2 separate regions of the Homo sapiens genome follow, and region 2 is linked to region 1. A link is a loop called in an ENCODE intact Hi-C map of the cell type or tissue named here. Cell type or tissue: Calu3. All regions are shown on one strand. Each heading gives the region's core, and the rest is flanking DNA. Links, peaks and the distances in the headings are about the cores only. Region 1 overlaps CDK6 (cyclin dependent kinase 6). Region 2 overlaps CDK6 (cyclin dependent kinase 6).

Region 1 (2,930 bases), core at 229-2,728:
ATATTTATTCATTTGGATTTTATCATTCTTACCCAGAAATTTCAGATGCCCATATATATTAAGTTGAAAAAAAGGACCATTCTACTAGAGCAATTGCCAACAATTTGCAATATTGTCATTACAAAATTTTAAATCAGTGAAAGGCATACAAAGTAGGTATCCATCAGTTATCTGAGATAGTATCTTATTCCTCATTCCTAAGCAAGGTGGAAAAAATTAAACAATCGTTTCATTGCAGTTAAGTAAGTAATTACTGGTTCTAGTAAGTAATTGTTGAATGAATATGTGGTTTCACAAAAAGTTGTATAATGAAGCCTTGCAAACCCCATAGTGCCAGTTATGAGAATCTGGTGTCTTCAGTATGTAGAATAATGTTGTAGTTACTGTCATTCTGTTCTTCCTCTTCCTCATCATCACCCTCTAGAAGCAAAATTGTCCTGAAAGATTGATTCTTACGGTAAATCAAGTGAGGAGGAGAGGTTGGCCTGAATATGGATTCATATATTTAATTAAGGACTTAGCATCTGGGCACTGTGACACTTGGAGTTTAGGGAGTAAAAGAGAATTCCTTGAATGTCAGAAATGACAAAGTGGGCTGGGCGCAGTGGTGCACACCTGTTATCCCAACACTCTAGGAGACCAAGGAGGACGCATCACTTGAGCCCAGGAATTCAACAATATGGCAAAACATGGAGAAACCCTGTCTTGACAAAAAATACAAAAATTAGCCAGGTGTTGTGGTGCATACCTATAGTCCCAGCTGCTCAGGAGACTGAGGTGGGAGGATTGCTTGGGCCTGGGAGATTCAGGTTGCAGCGAACCATGATCACACCCCTGCACAGCAGCCTGGGTGACAGAGCACAAGACCTTGCCTCAAAAAAAAAAAAAAAGACAAATAAACCTTGGCTACTACCATGTAATGGTTAGATTAATTAGGATGCCTGGAAAATGGACTAAACCCAACAGGTTTTTTTTTTAAACCCAACAGATTTTGCAAAAATGAGTAACTATCTAATAAAGGGTTGATAAAGGCTTTGTAAACACTATGCTTTGTTTCTCCAAGTGTGGTCAGTGAATCAACCACCTGGGGTGCTCACTTAAAATGACAATCCTGCCCTAACTGATTCCTCATTGTCAAACATAGTCTCAGGAGGGAGTTTCTAATAAGTACCCTCTGGTGACACCAGACACTGCAGCTTAAGACATACTCCCAACCCCCGCAGTATGTCATATGACACAAGTGGGAAATGGAAAACATCTCCCTTACATTCTGAGATGACTCAGACATCTGGAATATTTGCTTGCCTGTGCATTGGTAACCCCAGCCAATCAGTAGGTTTAGGCAATCTAAGCCCAGGTGAAGTCAGGTGTGGTGCTTTACTAACGTCATTGATATGTAGGAAATTTGTTTAAAGGCACTGAAGTTTTATTCCTTAAAATGTTCTATTGAAAAATACTTACTCATTAATAGGAGATATAAATTAAAGAGATGCTTAGGAATAGGAGAATTCCAACTAAAAATTTTTAAGCCACACAAAAATCTTTCCTTTAAAAAAGTGTTCATCACTCATTCATGATTTGACCTTTGAAAGTTGCTATTTGTTTCATATACACTAATGATTTAACAGTTCTCTAGGGTCTTAAATTAGTAAACCATTACCAGACTTGCAAGTGTAATGGGTCAGAATTCCTACTCCTGTTTTATTGGTAAGGAACCAAAACTATATTAAATTTAAATATATCATAGTCATAGGTTTTTAGTGCTGACACCAATGTGGCTAAACCTAGTACTCTGAGGCTCATATATTGAAAGCCATGAGTACTCAGAATCTAATTTTCTTCTAATTGTCATTCTAGGCCTTTAGCAAATTTAAGCTAGCAGTTTTGCTGATTTTTATATTACCAGTGTTCACTGTTGTCACTGGCCATACTTGTTAATTTTTTATTTCTTGGCCAAAACCAAAGAAAATATTTATCATTCTACTGTAGTATAGTCATACCACTTTTAGATTAGAATGTTAAACCAAATGTAGCAAAGATTGGGGACTGCAAGGCATAAAATAATGTTTAGGAACTGCAACATTAAAAGATAAGTTTACTATTAAGCAATCAGATTTAGATCAATCTGGAAATAGCTATCCTCAATTTAAGATGTTCTAGGCCGGGCGCGGTGGCTCACGCCTGTAATCCCAGCACTTTGGGAGATTGAGGTGGGTGGATCACAAGGTCAAGAGTTCAAGACCAGCTTGGCCAGTATGGTGAAACCTCGTCTCTACTAAAAATACAAAAAAAAAATTAGCTGGGCATGGTGGCACATGCCTGTAATCTCAGCTGCTTGGGAGGCCGAGGCAGGAGAATTGCTTGAATCCGGGAGGCAGAGGTTGCAGTGAGCCGAGATTGTGCCACTGCGCTACAGCCTGGGTGACAGAGCGAGATTCCATCTCAAAAAAAAAAAAAAAGGTGTTCTATGAATACGGTTAGTATGGAATAAACACTTGTTAAAATTTTAATTTCACTAATATATCATATGTTAATATTTAAGTCTGGAACTGAGAAATTCACCATTACTCATAGCTGAAGACTTGAAATGTTTGTTGAGACTAAGATGGTATAAAAGCTATGAGTGAGGGCCCTGCTTCCCTCTGCTTCCTTCCTCTACCAAAATATATTCCGGGTCGGGAGGATGGGGTTCAAGAATAGGGAAGAAATAGGTTGGTGATCACAGGAAGAGAATTGGTTGAATGAGTCACAAAAAAGAAGGAGAGATTTATTTACCATAAATAAACCAAAAAGAAAGTGCTTTTTTAAAAAGCATGTGATTATGCTGAGTGTAAGTGCCTGAAACATTACATTGCTAATTCTTGTCCCCCCCATTATGATTATTACTCTGATCATAGCAATTGATCTTGTAAACCTCAAGTCCTTTAATA
Region 2 (2,930 bases), core at 164-2,663, 130 kb after region 1:
GTGGTTTCCCAAAGATGATCCAATGCAATGAGTCATCCCTCTGAGCACTTACTGCACATTATTTCTTTTTACTAATCCTCGGTGCTTTTGGTTGCATGTTTTTTAACCTTTAGAGCCCTCCTGGGAGGTTCAGAGTCTTCTCACTATGAATATAAAACAGACTCTACTACATCCCCCCACATGTCCCTCTTGTCCTTTACTTCCTATACTTTTCAAATCTAAGATAATCCATCACTTAGGAGAACAGTCAGGATCATGTCCAAAGATAAAAGATCAGCAGTAAGTTTCTCCAGAGTTAGCAGCAGCTCCATCTCATTCCCAGTATAAAAATCAAAAATGTAGATGGATGTAAGTCAATGTGTAGAACCCATATCAAGAAAACTATAAAACTTGATTGAGATACATAAAAATGACTTTCCTAGATATAGAGAATATTTGATTATTAGAAAGATATTAAATATTCCATTTTCCTGAACAGGAAGATTGAATAGTTGTAAGGATATAAAAGGTTTCCAAATTAATTCATAGGTTTATGCAACTCCAGTCAGAATTCCAGTGGGATTTCCTGAAATGCATTTGGAAGAGTTAAACTGGTGAAAATAGCCAAGAATTTTTTGTTACCAAAAAAAAAAAGTTATGAAGAGAAACTCCTGCTACCAAGCACTAAAATACATTATGCAACTACAGTAATAAAAATAATGTGGTACCAGCAGAAGTGACAGACATTAATGGAACAGAATAGAGAATGAGACTTGAAACCCTAATTTAGGAAGTGATGCAATTTATCATAAATCACAAATCTGGGAGGACAGAACGGCATATGCAACAAATGAGAATAGGGTAATTGGTCAATTTCATGGGGGAAAAATGGTAACCTGATTAGATTCTCACTATTCCTCACCACAGAGCAAATGACAGATGGCTTAAAGAGTTACATATTAAAAGTGAAGCCATAAAAGAATAAAGAAACTATAGGAAGTATCTGTGACCCTAGAATGGAGATATATTTTCAAAGCATTAAGAAGTCACAAACAAAAATACTAATATATTTGATTATATAAAAATTGAAAACTTTTGTTCATCAGAAAATAAAAACACTGCCAAGTTAAAAAGCATGTGATAATCTTGGAGAAAATGAATGAATATGACAAAGGTGTAATATCCTTAATGAATAAAAGAGCTCTTAAAATTAATTGGAAAGCCACTAGCACACCCCACTGTAGCTACACTACATTCCTATCACACTGTGTACATATCACAGTGCTAAATCATTTTATACTCATAATACAGTTCAGATGACACAAGACAGTATTAGAAATTCAGATCTTATTTTCCATTCACATATTCTTTGTCCAAAGGCAGTTTAAGGAAACTAACACATTACATTATGCTATAAATACTTCAGAACAGTTTGTCCACATTGACACTTCCATTTCCTAAAATGAAACCCTCGCTGGCCCACAGAGGGAAAAAAAAAAAAAAAAGGCTAGCTTTGTTAACCAGCTTTATTTCAACAAGCACATCCACATGGTAAGAACTTCCTCTGATGAGTCATCCACAGTTGTCAAACACCAACTTTCCTTTGTTTGGCCCATGCAGAAATCAGGTCTGTGGAAGCACAGTTCAAGAGTCTGAATCATTTAATTGTGTTTTATTCATATCTGAATTTGCATCTGTCACAAACCCAATGTGTCCACCGTGAAAAATTGCATCCTTCAAATATTACTGAACAAAAAACCCTATTCAAATAGGTCTGTTCTGTCTAGATTGTCTGTGAAATTTCTGAGGAATGTTGTGGGCTCTGTTTCCTGTACCAAATTGTTGAGTTATCACACATCATTGGATTCTACCCAAAGTGTGCTGGATAGGCATATTATATTCAGACAGGATACCAGTTGTCTTTACCATTCATAAAGGAAAAAGAAAAGATTACTCCTGCTCCCTGCCATAAGATATAAACTAAGAAGTGAAAATGTGTGTACCCATAGTTTTTTTAATGTGTCCTTGATTTCTTTTCTTCACCAAGATTTGAGTTTTATTCAGTCATAGCTTTGTTATGCACTTTCTTGTCACCCTGTACTTGTTCAAAACTAAGGACTATAGTCAAGACTCAGATCCTGCCCTGGGATTGGTGCCATCTTAGCTTGTTTGGAAAAAAAAAAAAAAAAAAAAAAAGATCTTTAGAGATACCATCATATCCATTTGTATATAAAAAGAGAAAAGAATGGAAGTGATGCTGTGTAATTTATTTTCATCTATTTACTCTATTTTCCAAATTTTCCACAATGCGTATATATTTTATAATCAAGATAATCTGTTACTTTTTAAATTTTTTATTTTTAATTTTTGTGGATACATAGTAGATATATATGGGGTACATGAGATGTTTTGATATAGGTATGCAATAATTTGTTATTTTTAACAGTACCCATGATGAATCATTCAAAATATAAATTCAGTAAATAAGCTTTTTGAAAAAGTTAAACTTGCTGTTGGGCCAGTAAAATTTTATTCTGATAAAATAAATGCTAGCTTTTGTTGATTAATCACCACACTAAACTCACAATACTAGACACTGGTAGACAACATCACTGACATTCAAGGGCCAGAGCCCTTATTTATATGTTGAGCACATTATAATTTTTTAAGGAAAAAATGAGAAAATCAGTCTTTCAGTGTTTGGACTATTTTTAACCAATGATTGAATCCAATTTGAGAATATTTTTAGATCATTTGTAATGCTTTATGACTGATACTTTTGGTTCCATTTTGAGCAAAGCTTCTTTTTTTCTTTTTAAAGAAGCCACTTCAGCCAACAGACACTTCCATTTCAGAAAATGTCTAGTGATTATTTTCCCCCAAAGGCAACATGAAAACCTTCAGCCTCAGAAAGATGTCATTTTGCTGACATCCGGCTGATGTCAATATTA

Evidence for each region. Peaks named below come from ENCODE experiments on the same cell type or tissue, not always from the same donor. Only the 100,000 strongest peaks of a DNase experiment are listed, where the experiment ranks them.
Region 2: it touches region 1 in a loop (2.8-fold over the local background); 6 of 110 quality-filtered maps call a loop at or near these places.

What each region holds. Positions count from the first base shown.
Region 1 is chr7:92,762,100-92,765,029 of GRCh38, reverse strand. The region is part of intron 3 of CDK6 (cyclin dependent kinase 6); the gene reads left to right. Among named protein-coding and RNA genes, the nearest start is that of CDK6-AS1, 73 kb to the left of the region's middle. RefSeq lists an enhancer at 291-918. In Calu3, for the core only: no CTCF peak of the experiment used is centred there; a DNase peak (open chromatin) is centred at 1,229.
Region 2 is chr7:92,632,179-92,635,108 of GRCh38, reverse strand. The region is part of intron 5 of CDK6 (cyclin dependent kinase 6); the gene reads left to right. Among named protein-coding and RNA genes, the nearest start is that of FAM133B, 43 kb to the right of the region's middle. RefSeq lists an enhancer at 2,799-2,848. In Calu3, for the core only: no CTCF peak of the experiment used is centred there; a DNase peak (open chromatin) is centred at 1,568.